3 separate regions of the Homo sapiens genome follow, and regions 2 and 3 are each linked to region 1. The links are chromatin loops, found by intact Hi-C in ENCODE. Cell type or tissue: OCI-LY7. All regions are shown on one strand.

What was found. Peaks named below come from ENCODE experiments on the same cell type or tissue, not always from the same donor. Only the 100,000 strongest peaks of a DNase experiment are listed, where the experiment ranks them.
Region 2: a loop joins it to region 1, with 14 times the contacts of the local background. A loop is called at or near these places in 21 of 110 quality-filtered maps.
Region 3: a loop joins it to region 1, with 7 times the contacts of the local background. A loop is called at or near these places in 3 of 110 quality-filtered maps.

Annotation. Positions count from the first base shown.
Region 1 is chrX:83,632,464-83,637,463 of GRCh38, reverse strand. No RefSeq gene overlaps it. Among named protein-coding and RNA genes, the nearest start is that of POU3F4, 130 kb to the right of the region's middle. RefSeq lists an enhancer at 2,103-2,452. In OCI-LY7, a CTCF peak has its summit at 2,023 (motif pointing right); a DNase peak (open chromatin) is centred at 2,153; H3K4me3 peaks cover 647 bases; H3K27ac peaks cover 2,638 bases.
Region 2 is chrX:83,466,791-83,471,790 of GRCh38, reverse strand. No RefSeq gene overlaps it. Among named protein-coding and RNA genes, the nearest start is that of POU3F4, 39 kb to the left of the region's middle. In OCI-LY7, a CTCF peak has its summit at 2,028 (motif pointing left); DNase peaks (open chromatin) are centred at 2,030 and 2,900; H3K4me3 peaks cover 1,113 bases; H3K27ac peaks cover 1,168 bases.
Region 3 is chrX:83,006,211-83,011,210 of GRCh38, reverse strand. No RefSeq gene overlaps it. Among named protein-coding and RNA genes, the nearest start is that of POU3F4, 500 kb to the left of the region's middle. In OCI-LY7, CTCF peaks have their summits at 2,366 and 2,570 (motif pointing left); a DNase peak (open chromatin) is centred at 2,580.

The sequences.
Region 1 (5,000 bases):
CCCTGAGGGACGTTAAGGCAGAATTAATTGTATATTTCCAAAATTAACACTCATTTTATTTTTAAGCAAAAATATTTAGGGCTCTAATTCTATAAAATGATAAAATAAACAGCTGTGTTACAGCAGTCCTAGAAACAGTTTGTATTATTAATTCTAAATCAGCCTAGAGAGTCATTGAGGTTGAATAAGAATGACAAATGTCAGTGCATCATGAAGAACAAATGAAAAGGGACAAATGCTATAGCAGACCTCAGGTGTGGGCTGCTTTGGGAGTGGCATTCTCATGTAGACATTCTTATTTGGATCATACGTAATCCACACATGAAGGCATAAAATATTTTGACAGCAAAATTCCAGTGTGCCAGCAAGTGTGCAATTTGAACCCCAGCAGCTTCTTAGGAACACGTATTAAGTTGGTGCAAAAGTGACCGCAGTTCCTGTCATTACTTTTAATAACAACTATCTCATAAAGGTGTTTTGAAGGTTAAATATTAAAGTGCCTGTAATAGTACCTGATACACAATGTACGTGGTTTTAATGGCAAAAACCACAATTACTTTTGCATCCACCTAAAGAGGGGGGATTCATTTGACAGTGAAACATTGAAGTAACTGTAGATTAAGTGACTTCTCTCAATTATTCAGTGGGAGATTCTTCCAGATAGCATTCAAATTAGAAATTATTTTATTTCTGTTCAAAGTCAGACACATTTATATAACAGCAGTGCAAACAGATATATTTGTAGAATTACATTTACTTATATATGCTTATATACAATATTATATGCATTTCATCATTATAATGTCATTCTGTTACATGTTAAAAGTTTTGAGTGGCGTGTGTATGCGTATGTGTGTGTGTATGTATCTTTTTTTGTACACTGTGAAAACTCACATACTCCAGGAGAGGGGATCACAGTTTAAGATCTTAATTAGCAACCACCCAAATTAGTAGTGCATCTTTCAGCTGAAGGGATGAGGGAGGGAACATTTAGGAGTAGGTTGAAGATAGACAACAAAGATAGGAAAAAATTTGGTTACATCTTTATCTAAGAACATTCCTGAAAGCGATAATATAGGTGAGAGAATACTAAGCAACTTGGTGAGCCCCAGGTAATCTTTCAACACACACTGACATTTTTTACTTCTCTTCAGTTACACCCTGCAGAAAGCACAATACGAACACTGGGTTGCCAGGAGTTGGTTTGCCTTGATCTTTGGGGTTGGGAGAACTGCAAAGAGTTGAAGTGGTTTAGACATTTTTAGAATTTTCTGGAATGCATTCTTCAGATCCTCATTGTAATAATGCCCCTGAGAAGATTTCCAGCATATAAACTCTACTCTAGACCAGAAGCTTTATTTAATAATTATAGATGTGTTTGTCTGAATATGGAATCATTTGTATCTTGCCTGGTTGCAATAAGCTGTTAATCATCTCCTCTCCCAGTAACATTAATAATGGTCGTACATTGTGTATTAGGTACTATTGTAGGTACTTTATATTTAACCTTCAAAACGCCTTTATGAGATACATGTTATTATTTTCATTTTACAAAAACATTGAGAATTTATGGAACAAGACAAGGATACCCACTCTAGCCACTCCTACTCAATACAGTTAACCAGGGAGATGAAAGATCTCCGTGAAAATAATTACAAAATACTGTTGAAAGAAATTAAAGATGACACAAAGAAGTGGAAAAATAGTCCATTGTGGGCAGCAAGCCACCCAGGTGCCAAGGCAAGAGACCGAGGACACAAGCTGTTCCAATATAATAAAGAAAATATATAAAATAAGAATAGTTATACTAGAAATAGATTATAGATAGATATGATGATATATGAACATTATTAATCATCAGTTTATAGCATTACCCTTTATTCCAATATTATAATAATCTTTTCTCTACAATTATAACCTAGGAAAAACCAGGCCATAAAGAGATAGGAGCTGAAGGGGCAAGGTGAGAAGTGACCAGAAGACGTGTGAGCCCTCTGTCATGCCCGAACAGGGCCGCTAGAGGGCTCCTTGGTATAGCGGTAACGCCAGTGCCTGGGAAGGCAACCGTTACTTAGCTGATCTTGGTCTAGCAGTAGCGTCAGTGCCTAGGGAAGGCACTCATTACTTAGCAGACCTCCCCAGGAGAGTTAGAGAAGACTCTGCTCCACCACCTCTTGTGGAAGGCTTGACGTCAGTCATGCCCACCCACAGCCATCTGGAGGCCTAACCGTCTCTCTGTGATGCTGTGCTTCAGCGGTCACACTCCTGTTTCACTTTCATGTTCCATTCTGTACACCTGGCTCCGCCCTCTAGATAGCAGTAGCAGAATTAGTGAAAGTATTTAAGTCTTCAATCTTTCTGAGAAGAGCATAGAAGAAATAATGACGTAGGCTGTCCTCTCTCTCTCAGCCTCAGCTACCTAAAAGGGAAAGGCCCCCTGTCTGGTGGACACATGACTCACGTGACCTTACCAATCATTGGAGATGACTCACACTCCTTACCCTGCCCCTTTGGCCTTGTATACAATAAATAGCAGTGCAGTCAGGCATTCGGGGCCACTACTGGTCTCCGTGTCTTGGTGGTAGTGGTCCCCCAGGCCCAGCTGTCTTTTCTTCTATCTCTTTGTCTTGTGTCTTTATTTCTACAATCTCTCATTTCCGCACAAGAGTAGAAAAACCCACAGACCCTGTAGGGCTGGTCCCTACAATCCATCCTCATGGATAGTAAGAATTAATATTGTTAAAATTGCCATACTGCCCAAAGAAATTTACAGATTCAATGCTATTCCTATCAAACTCCCAATGACTTTCTTCACAGAATTAGAGAAAATTATGCTAAAATTCATACAGGACCCAAAAAGAGCTTGAAGAGCCAAAGCATTCCTAAGAAAAAAAAACAAACCTAAAACATTACATTACCTGACTTCAAACCATGTTACAAGGCTACAGTAACTAAAATAGCATGATACTCATACATAAACAAACACATAAACCAATGGAACAAAAAAGGCCAGAAATAAAGCCACACAACTGCAACAATCTGATATTCAACAAAGTCAACAATAACAAGCAATGGATAAAGGATTCCCTATTCAATAAACGATGCTGGGATAACTGGCTAGCCATATGCAGAAGATTGAAACAGGACTACTTTCTTACACCATTTAAAAAATTAACTAAAGATATATGAAAGACTTTAATGTAAAATCTAAAATTACAAAAACCCTTGAAGAAAACCTGTGGTATACTATTCTGGACATAGGACCTGGCAAAGATTTCATGATGAAGATGCTAAAAACAATTGCAAAAAAAAAATTGACAAATAGGACATAATTAAACTAAACAGCTTCTGCACAGCAAAAAAAAAAAGTCATCAACAAAGTAAACAGACAACATACAGAATGGGAGAAAATACTTGCATAATATTCCTCTGACAAAAGTCTAATATGCAGAATCTATAAGGAACTTAAACAGATTAGCAAGCAAAAACCATGCAACCCCATTAAAAAGAGGACAAAGGAAATTAACAAACACTTCCCAAAAGAAGACACACACACACAGCCAACAAGCATGTGAAAAAAATGCCCAACATCACTAATTACTGGAGAAATGCAAATCAAAACCACAATGAGACACCATCTCACACCAGTAAGAATGGCTATTATTAAAGAGTCAAAAATAACAGATGCTGGCATGGTTTTGGAGAAAACGGAACGTTTGTACACTGCTGATGGGAATGTAAATTAGTCCAGTCATTGGGAAAAGCAATTTGGCAATTTCTCAAAGAACTTAAAAAAGAACTACCATTCAACCTGGCAATCCCATTATTGAATATATACCTAAAGGAATATAAATCGTTCTACCATAACAACACATGAACACGTATGTTCAACAAGATGATCTACCTGGCATTATGTTTACATATAATACTTGGTGTCACATACTGTTCCCAAATCAACGGCCTGGTAGAAAACAAAGTGTAACAAAATGGGATTGAAGCTGGCTGAATTTAGAGATGAGGTAGCCTTAGAAGTAAGTGTTAGAAAGTTTTCTTACAACCTGGGTTTTTGTGGGCCCACCTTCTTTTGTGGAGACAGTGAGGGAAATAGGTTTATTTCTTTCATTAAAACTGCACAGTCTATGAACATGTGAGAGCAATAACATTGGCTAACATCTATAGAGTACTCACTATGTATCAGCAGAGTCATCACATTGTCCAAATCTAAAAAGCATCATTCATGCTACATTCTATGTAAATGGCATCCCCTGAAATTGGGTTATTAATAGTACCGGGTGTCAGGCACTGTTCTAAACACTTTGCATATATTACCCCAATGTAATACTTATAACAACCCTAGGAGGTATGTACCATTATTATATCCACTGGACAGATGGAGGAACTGAGGTATAGAGAATATAAGTAACTAGGTCAAGGCTACATAGTAAGTGACAAAAAGTAGATTTAAATACAGCCTACTTAAATGTAGAGGCCATGATCATAACCACTACACAAACTGTCTCTACAAAGCTAGAAAAGAGTTTATGGATTTAGAAATGAAGAGATAGCAGTGGCTGGATGAAGAGCATCTGAATGAAGTTAGGAGGTAAAATGTATGCCAAAATTTTTTTTCACATTTGCTAAACCTGAGCCGCAAATTTGATTCTGAACTTTCGAGCTGTCAGTGCAGATGGAAACCCTATCAACTGTATGAGTTATAATATCTTAACAACAAATATTGTTACTAACATCAGATAACTAGTCTCTCATGAGATGTTTTCAAGAGGACATTGTGAGCAGTATCAACAAGACCTTGACAATAAATCCAGCAATTTGTTTCTTAAAGGCTGTTTCTAATAATTCCCCTTATTTTAATTCAATGCCTTAATGACAAAATGTCTGTAAAAGATATTATTGATCTATACTATGTCAAAATAAAGTTGCCCAGCAGTCCAGATTAACAATTCTCTGGTGACCTGGATTAAGCCAGAAATCGATTGTAA
Region 2 (5,000 bases), 170 kb after region 1:
AAAAAAATGCTGTCTTACTTTTGACAATTTGATTATCTTGGTGTGGATTTCTTTGGATTCACTCTAGTTAGAGTTTGTTGGACTTCTTTAATATGTATGTCCATTTTCTTTCCCAGATTTAGGAAGCTTAGGACTACTATTTCTTGGAATAAGCTTTTTCCTTCTTTTCTCTCATTTTTCTTTCTAGAACTTTCTTAATTCTTAATTTGTTCCTCTTGATTGTCTTCCATAAGTTCCTTAGCGTTTTTCCCTATATTTCATTTTATTTTATTTTCGTTCTTATGACTGCATAATTTCAAATGACTGATTTTTGATTTTGCTAATTCTTACTTCTGTTTGATCTTGCCTGCTGTTGGGTTCTTCTTCTGAATGGTCCAGTTCAGTTTTTTGTACTCTTTAACTCTAAAATTTGTTTGCTTTTTAAAAAATATGTTCTATCTCTTTGTTTGTATTCTTATTTTCTTCATGAATGGTTTTCTTGAGCTCACAGAGCATCTTTATTATGATTGTTTTGAACTTGTTTCAGGTAAGTTGTATATCTCCATTTTTTAAAGATCAATTTCTGGAGATTTATATTGTTCCATTTTTTTCAAAGTTTAAAAGTGTTAGTTGTATTTAATTGCAAGTTCCAATTAATTCTAATTCTAATTCTAAATATGATTTCATGATTACCTATGCTCTTCTACTTTTGTATTTTTTGTATAGTACATTCATTTAATATTTGTGATTCCTAAAGAATTTTGGACTGGCAACACAGATTCTTAAGCAAGAATCAATAATTATTTATATTTGTTGTTAATTCTTATGTTTCTCATATAAACATACAATTTAGATATTCTTAGCCACCCTCTCAGGTTGATAATGCACACATAAAGTGAAATACATTTTAACATAATTTCAGAGATTGCTATAATTTTCATTCAGGGTTGATTTTTTAAGCCACTTTAAAACAATTTTTTTTCAACTTTTATTTTAGATTCAGAGAGTACATGTGCAGGTTTGCTATGTTGGTAAATTGTGTGTCATTGAGGTTTAGTTTACAAATAATCCTCTCACCCAGGTAGTGACATGAATAGACACTTTGCAAAAGAAGACATACAAGTGGCCAAGAAACAGATGACAAAATGCTCAACATCATTAATCATTAGAGAAATGCAAACCAAAACCACAACAAGTTACCATCTCATACCAGTTGGAATGGTCATTATTAAAAAGACAAAAAATAACAGATGTTGGTGAGGTTGCAGAGAAAAGGGAACTCTTTCTCCCTGTTGGTGGGAATGTAAATTAGTTCAGCCACTGTAGAAAGTAGTTTGGTGATGTGTCAAAGAATGTAAAACAGAACTACCCCTTGACCTTACAATCTCATTATTGGGTAGGTACTCAAAGGAATATAAATCATTCTACCAAAAAGATATATGCACTAGTATGTTTATCACAGCACTAGTCACAATAACAACGACATGGAATCAACTTCAACGATTACCTTCAAGGGCAGACTGGATAAAGAAAATGTGGTACATATATAGCATGGAATACTATGCAGCCATAAAAAATAAAATTATGTACTTTGCAGCAATATGGATGCAGCTGGAGGTCATTATCTGAAGCAAATAGCACAGAAACAGAAAACCATGTTCTCACCTATAAGTGGAAGCTAAACATTGTGTCCAAGTTGACATAAAAATGGAAACAGTAAACACAGGGGACTACTAGAGGAAGAAGGGTGGGAGGTGAGTGAGGGTAGAAAAACTACCTATCAAGTATTGTGCATCATTTTTTAAAGCCATGTTTCCTGGCTTCTTTGTGTGTCTCACAACTTTGTACTCGGTTCTGCACATTAGAAAAAAAGTCACCTTTCCCAGTACTTAGGGACTGGCTTCATACCAGGAGGGACCCTCACCAATTAGCCTATCTTTAGATTCTGAGGGCCTCTGAAACCAGTTTTGGAGGGATGTCACTTCTCTGGGTATGGGCATGCAATTTCTCAATTGCTTGGGCTCATAGCTGGTAATTTCTTGCTCCCTCTGGTGTCTGTTTGTGGCACTCCAAGTTGTCTGCTTCTGTAATGGCATTACACATCCTCTTTTGTTCTTATCATCCACTAGGCACCCAAATTATGTCAGCTCTTTATCAGTGTCTCAAGTAAAATGAGACAGATGCTAATCCCTTAGGCAGCCCTTTAAAACTATGAAACAGTGGATAAAAATTTCAGTCTTCTCCCTCCCTTTCATGGGAGGAGCCTCAGATTTTGCACCTTCTCTTGATTTTGCCAATCTGTGCTGGCCTCAGTAAGCTGCCCCTCCTGCTCATCTTTGCTTTTAGTAGCCCCTAGGCATCCAAACTATGCCAAGCCCATCAGCACTCTGAGTGAAATGAAAAGTCATTCTTTCAGGAAGGCTGCAGAAAAGCCAAAAATTTGTATACATTTTCCACTTTTTTCTCCCTCTCCCTTCCTCTAGGGAGAAATAACGAGCTGAGACATTTTTTTCTCTGGAACAACCTGTGCTGTCTTGGGAAGTGCCTAATGTTGGTAAATCTTAATTGCTCTTCTTTCCCATTTCAATGTGCCTGTTCTCAGCTCTATGCTTACCTGGGGTACAGCAAATTCCTATCTGGAGTTTGGAAATATCATAAAAGTATTTTGGTCTATATATAATTGTTCAATTGTTGCTTCTGTGGGACTTCCTATTCTGCTATCTTTTTGATGTCACCGTCTGCTTTGTGTGGTTTTGATATTAAGAATATGTGAGCCTCATAAAATGAATTGTGAAACATTTCTGCTTTCTCTATTCTTTGGGAGAACTTATGTACGATTAAAGTTTCTTCCTCTTTGAATGTTCAGTAGAATTCAGCAGTGAAGTAACCTGGTTATGAATTTCCATTTCCGTAGTGGATAGCTTTTGCTTATGAATTCAATTTTCAATCAGTTATAGAAAAATTCAGTCTTTCTGTTCCTCTTTTGGGTAGTTTTGGTAATGTCTGCTTCTAGAAATATGTTCAACTAGATTTTCAATCTGGTGTGTCATACATTTATCAGTTATAATCTCTTATCTTTATAATTACTGCAGAAATTGTGATTTTGCCACTGCTTTATTCCAGATGCTGGTTAACTGTTCTTATTTTCTTTTATTCTTGCTCATTTGTGAGAAGTGTGTTTATTATTTACCTTAGAGCAAACTAATTTTTACCTTCATTGTTTTTCCCTATTGTAACATTGTTTTTTCATTAATTTCTGCATTTATCTTATTTTCCTTTCTATATATTTGGGTTTATTTTAATATCAATAACTTATTTTCTTAGGAAATATTATTAGCTAATTAATCTCCATATTTTTTCTAACATAAAATTGTAAGGCTCTTTATTTTTATCATGTTCTGCATCAGCTGCATTTCACAAGTTCTGATATTTGTTAACTTTATTACCATTCAGTTAAAACTTTTTTCATTATCTATCTTCTGCTATTTAAGTATTTAAAGGTATATTCTTAATTTCCATACATATGGAAATTTTTTTGTTTGTTATTGGTTTCAAGCACACTTGCATTGTGACATGAGAATGTATTTTGTATTATTTTAGTTCTTTTATATGTGTTAATGTTAGCTTTGGGGCCACAAATGCGGTCTTTTTATTTCCAAGTATTTAATATATTCTTGAAAAAAATGAGCACTCTGCAGTTTTGTATGCATAGATAGAAACATATCTGCATTAAGTTTGCTAATTGTGTTATTTAAATCTATATTCTTAATGATTTTTTTGTCTCTCTATCTCTGTAACAAACAGAGAAGTTTGTTAAAGTCTTCTATTATGATTGTGAATTTGCACTATCAAGTTTTGCTTTATGGTATTAGGTGTACACTCACAGATAACTTTTATTTCATCCTGATGAAATAAATGTTTTATCATAATATTTTGATCTCTGTTTCTAGTCATCTTTTTGCCCTATCATTTATATTTGGCTGATGTTTTTATAGCCAAATCTGCTTTATTTTATTTCCTGCTTTAATGGTCTTTTTGTCTCTTTATTTTAGCATTTTTGTATCTTTATGTTTTAAATCTGTTATTTGCAGTTAATATTAATTTGAGCTTTCTTTTTTTTCCAGTGTGACAATTTTTTTAAATGATAGCATTTTGTCCATTTATGTTTAATGTGATTAATGATACATTTGCTATTTAAATCTACAGTCTTATGTTGTGCTTTTAATGCCTTATCTTTTCTACTTTCTTTTTCTGTCTTTAAATGCTTCATTTTTAATGTATTAAGTAATTTTTGTTATTATTTACATTCCCTTTTTTTTGTTTGGAAGTCATAAACACTTCATTTAGTTACTTTAAAATGTATTATACATGTCTTTTACAAGAAAAAAACAAACAACCCCATCAAAAAGTGGGCAAAGGACACGAACAGACACTTCTCAAAAGAAGACATTCATACGGCCAACAAACATATAAAAAAAGGTCAACTTCACTATTCATCAGAGAAATGCAAATCAAAACCACATTGAGATACCATCTCATGCCAGTCAGAATGGCGATTATTAAAAAGTCAGGAAACTGATGCTGGAGAGGCTGTGAAGAAATAGGAATACTTTTACACTGTCTGTGGGAATGTAAATTAGTTCAACCATTGTGGAAGACAGTGTGGTGATTGCTTAAGGATCTAGAACCAGAAATACCATTTGACTGAGCAGTCCTATTACTGGATATATACCCAAAGGAATATAAATCATTCTATTATAAAGATACATGTACGTGTATGTTCATTGCAGTACCATTCACAATAGCAAAGACATGGAATCAACCTAAATGCCCATCAATGATAGACTGGATAATGAAAATGTGGTATGAGTACACCATGGAATACTATGCAGTCATAAAAAATGAGTTCATTTCCTTTGCAGGGATATGGATGAAGCTGGAAGCCATCATCCTCAGCAAACTAACACAGGAACAGAAAACCAAACACCTCATGTTCTCACTTATAGGTGGGAGCTGAACAT
Region 3 (5,000 bases), 630 kb after region 1:
AACAGCCAGTGGGATACTTGAGTAAGGAACTTAATTTTGTGGCTAAAGGATGGCCAGCATGCCTCCAAGCAGTTACCACAGTGGCCTTACTGGTACAGAGGCCACCAAATTAACTCTGAGAAATAACTTACTTATCTGTTTATACCTCACATAATGTGCCCAGATTGCTGTCTTCTAGTGGGAACCTTCGGCAAACAGACAGCTGGCTCCTTACATATAGGGCTCTGATGTAGGCAGGGCCTACAATCCAATTAAAAACTTGCTCTCACCTAAACCCAGCCACTTTCCTCCTCAAGAAAACTGGGAAACCTGAACATGACTGTGAACAAATAGTGGTACAGACTTATGCAGCCAGGGAGGATCTCAGGGAAACTCCCCTAGAAAATCCGGACTGGACTCTCTTCACAGATAGAAGTTCCTTTGTGGACCAATGAGTCCTTAAAGCAGGATATACAATAGTTGTTGAAAGTGTGCCCCTCTCTCCACAAACAAGCCCTCAAATATCTGAACGGAAAGCTCTTACAAGGACACTTGAACTAAGCAAGGGAATGGTAGTTAACATTTACACTGACTCCAAGTATGCTTTCTTAGTTCTTCGTGCTCATGCTGCCATTTGGAAGGAAAGACACTTTCTTAATGCTAATGGATCCCCTATAAAATATCATCAGGAAATTAGCAGGTTATTATCCTCAGTTTTTCTTCCACGAGAAGTAGCAGTGATTAATTGTAAGAGACATCAGAAGGGAACAGATGAAATAGCCGAAAGATCAAGTTAGCTGATCAGACAGCCAAATCAGCAGCAAGAAAGCCTCAGGGACTCAATACATTTAAAGTCTCTCTAATTTGGGTTGGCTAAATAAGAGACATTAAGCCTCAGTACTCTGCTGTAGAGATAGAATGGGCCATCTCTCAAGGGTACATTTTCTAAGCCTCAGGATAGCTACAGTCAGAGGATGGCAAACTCCACTTGCCATCCTCCAGCCAGTGGAAAGTTCTTAAAATCCTCCACCAAGCTTTTCACTTGGGAAAAGACAAAACTTACCCGTGTGCCCAGAGATTGTTTTCGGGAGAGAACTTTACAAAAACAGTCAAACAAGTTGTTAATGCTTGTAAAGTCTCCCTTAAAAATAATCCCCTTAACAGACGGCTCTTGCTTCTCAAACCCAAAGGATGGGAAGCTATCCAGGGGAGGACTGGCAGATAGACTTCACCCACATGCCAAAGACGAAGGACATCCAATACCTCCTGGTATGGGTAGATACTTTTGCTAACTGGGTAGAAGCATTTCTATGCCACACAGAAAAGTCTTCTGAGGTAATAAAAGTGCTAATGAAATAACTTCCTGTTTTGGTCTACCTAAATACTTTCAAAGCGAAAACGATCCCTCATTTAAGGCAGCATCACACAGAAGGTCTCAAAGTCACTAGTCATACAATATAATCTCCATTGTGCTTGGAGACCCCAGTTCTCAGGAAGGGTAAAGAAGACAAATGATGTTGTCAAAATACAACTCGGAAAACTGTCCCAAGTAACTCACCTTCCTTGAGTCACTCTTCTTCCCATGGCTTTATTGTGGGTAAGAAATACCCCTTCAAAGTTAGATCTAAGGCATTTTGAAAGGCTGCATGGATGGCTTTTCTTTACCAGTGATTTCCTATTAGACCAGGAAACCTCTAAATTGGTTAAACATGTAACCTCTCAGACTCACTTCCGACAGGAGTTAACACAATTAGCAGAAGTCCAACCCCAAGAAATAGGACCACCTTTATTTAACCCAGGAGATTTGGTATTGGTTAAGGCTCTACCCTCTCGCTCTCCCTCCTTAAGCCTAAGCTGGCAAGGGCCTTACACTGTTCTTTCAACCCCTTCAGTAGTAAAAGTTAGAGGAATCAACTCCCGGATACATCACACTCCAGTCAAAGCCTTGAAAGCTGAGAGAACAGCCCCGGATGGCCCAAAGGAACATCCTGGATATCAATGTAAAAAGAGGGGCTCTTAAGCTGAAAATCATAAAAGATAAGTAAATGAGTGAGAGCTACTCATCCTAGTCAGTCTCACCCCTACATTACCAGATACTTTCAGTTATCTCTACCTTGCCTCTCAAAATTTGCTGCCAGGTATTACAACTTTTTTGATGCATATTTTCAGGGACGTTTTGATTATCTATGAGATTATATTTGTAACTTCCTAAACCCCCAAAGGAAAATTCTATATCTTGGTGAGTAAAATTTTAGATGGAAGTTATTTACTACACCATCCATGTGTGAATTGTTATACTCACCATACCATTTATAGTAGGGCAAGGCACCTGAGATGTGGAATTCTAAATAGAAAATTCTAATTGCTCTAACAGCCAAATTATCGTCTTTATAACAGGATTAATAACTACAGGGATTACGTAGCCAAAGTTAACACTAAAGTTACTCTAGCCACCCAATAATGTATTTCTCCCAATCATATCGGAAGTTATAAAAGATGGCCCAGACCTAAAATTATCTTCTAACAGGAAGTCACAGGGGAATATATGTTTTTCTCAAAGAAACAAATGTTGCTTTTATATTAACATTTTTGGTAAAGTAGAGCGACATCTGGTGGAGAAAACCAGTATTAAAATCCATCAGAACGGCTATCAAACTCCATTGTCATGGTTATGGCCTATGGTACCCCCACTAATAGTGGTAATCTTAACACTCATATTCGAAACCTGTATTCTAAACCTTGTAAAATTGATCTCTTCTTGCCTAGAAGCTATTAAGCTCCAAATGGTGCTGCAGATGGAACCACGCATGGACATGTCTTTCTTCTGAGGACCCTTATATTGACCCCAGGAGGAGCCCTAGATGCTGTTCCTCACACGACGCCCTCTCCAGCAGAAAGTAGTCATAAGAAGTCATCATCCAGCCCCCCACCCCCAAGAGCAGTTAGGGTTTCCACTCTTGATGGGGGAGATAATACAGGAGGTAGAAATAAATTACGTAGGCAGATAGTGAGGGCAAAAGAGTCCTTTGCAGAATTTCCCGTCCAAAAAAAGCATCTGCCAAAATCATTTTGTTTTCTAACAAAGAGCAGCCTGAAAAAATGAGCTGCAAACATAAATAAGGAAGCTAGAAGCTTGCACGGGGGAATGCTGGTAGCTGCACCAATAGAAAAAGGCTACCTGGGGACCAGGCATGTCCAGGCATGGAGGCTCCATATTCCCTTTTTTTGTTACAGCGTGTACAGGAACAAAGGAATGGGCAACATGGCACAGCTCAGGAAGAGACCCAGCCTGCATTATAAAAGATTAGGTTGGGGGCTACCAGAAATTTATGCCCTATGCAAATGGCACACCTGGTCTAACCAGTTTTTTTTTTTTGTTTGAGCTACCTACATCATATACCACCTCCCCACCACTCATCTATACACCCCCCTGCATTTCTCTGAGGACTGGTAAGCCATTTTTTCAGGACCCCTCTCTGTAGGAGAGCTATTTTCTTTCCTTCAACTATTCAACTTCCATTCTCAAAATCACTCTTTCTGTGTCTGCATCCTTGTTCTCCATGCTGTGAGACAATGAACATCGGGTATCACCCCAGACAATGAGGCTGTTTCAAATCTAACAGGTGGGAAGTGGCAAAGCAGTCTAAACTTATGTGAACTGTGTATAATTGGCCATATGTGGACATTAAAGTCTCTGTTCCATTAGCTTAGTGGTCAGCAAATAACTTGATAAATATTTCTTTAAATTTCTGCAACTAATTATTATTAATTTTTTTGCCACGGATCTGTTTGCATATTGGGTATGACTTTCATACTCAGGAAGTTTACTATTATGCCTTAGTCTTCTCAACATGTTGTGTAGAGCTAAGGTCAATCACACTTATATCTTTGGGGATCCTCATGTCTTTTCTAAGATTGTGTGCAGCCCTGAGCAGGCAGATGGAATTCTACATTCCCAAGAATACATCAGAGATTTCCAAAGCCATTGTGGTTACCTCATTTTTTTTTCACCTTTCCTCTTAAGCATTTTAGTTAACTCTATTGTTTTCCTCAACTGTCATTTATTACCTCAGGGAGCATTCCCAAAAACAATTGCCTGTAAGTATTTTGAAAAATCTCCCCTATCACAGATTGCATCTTTATCACTGGTAAATTTAAGTTTTGTAAAATAAAGACAAACCTTTTGAGTCTGTCTTCTAGGAGGATACCAGATGGTTCAATTTTCTTTTAACTGTGAATAAAATCTATTCCACAACCTTCTGTACTGGAAATTCAGGCTATTATTTCCAAGGGTGTTGATACACTAAAGAAAAGAAGATGGAACTATGATAAATTAAAATTCCAAATAGTTCACTGTTCTTAGTGGAATTCAGCCATTTTGTTTTAAAAAAAAAAAAGCTACTTCTTTTTTTTTCTGATAATCTATGTTTAATTTTAAAATTTGAAAAAAAAATAATTCTAAATTTTCCCAATTTTTTACTGATTTTATAGAAAGGCAGAACTTCAGGTCTTTTTTAATGCACAATTCTGTTACATCTGCAAGTGAGTTTTAGATTTTGTCTATTGTATTTTTTACTTCAAAAATTTCCATTTAGTTCTGCTTTATATTTTCTAATTCTGACTTGAGATTTTCTAATTTTTTTTTATCTTTTTTAAGAGTGTTTGCTCTTAGTTGTTGTACAAATTGTTTTTTTTCTTTTTTCTTTTTGTGATGGAGTCTCGCTCTCTCACCCTGGCTAGAGTGCAGTGGCGCGATCTCGGCTCACTGCAAGCTCTGCCTCCCCAGTTCATGCCATTCTCCTGCCTCAGCCTCCTGAGTAGCTGGGACTACAGGTGCCCGCCACCATGCCCGGCTAATTTTTTTGTATTTTTAGTAGAGACAGGGTTTCACCGTGTTAGCCAGGATGGTCTCGATCTCCTGACCTCGTGATCCACCCGCCTCAGCCTCCCAAAGTGCTGGGATTACAGGTGTGAGCCACCGTGCCCGGCCTTTTTGTGCAAATTTTTAATGATAGTTGCTT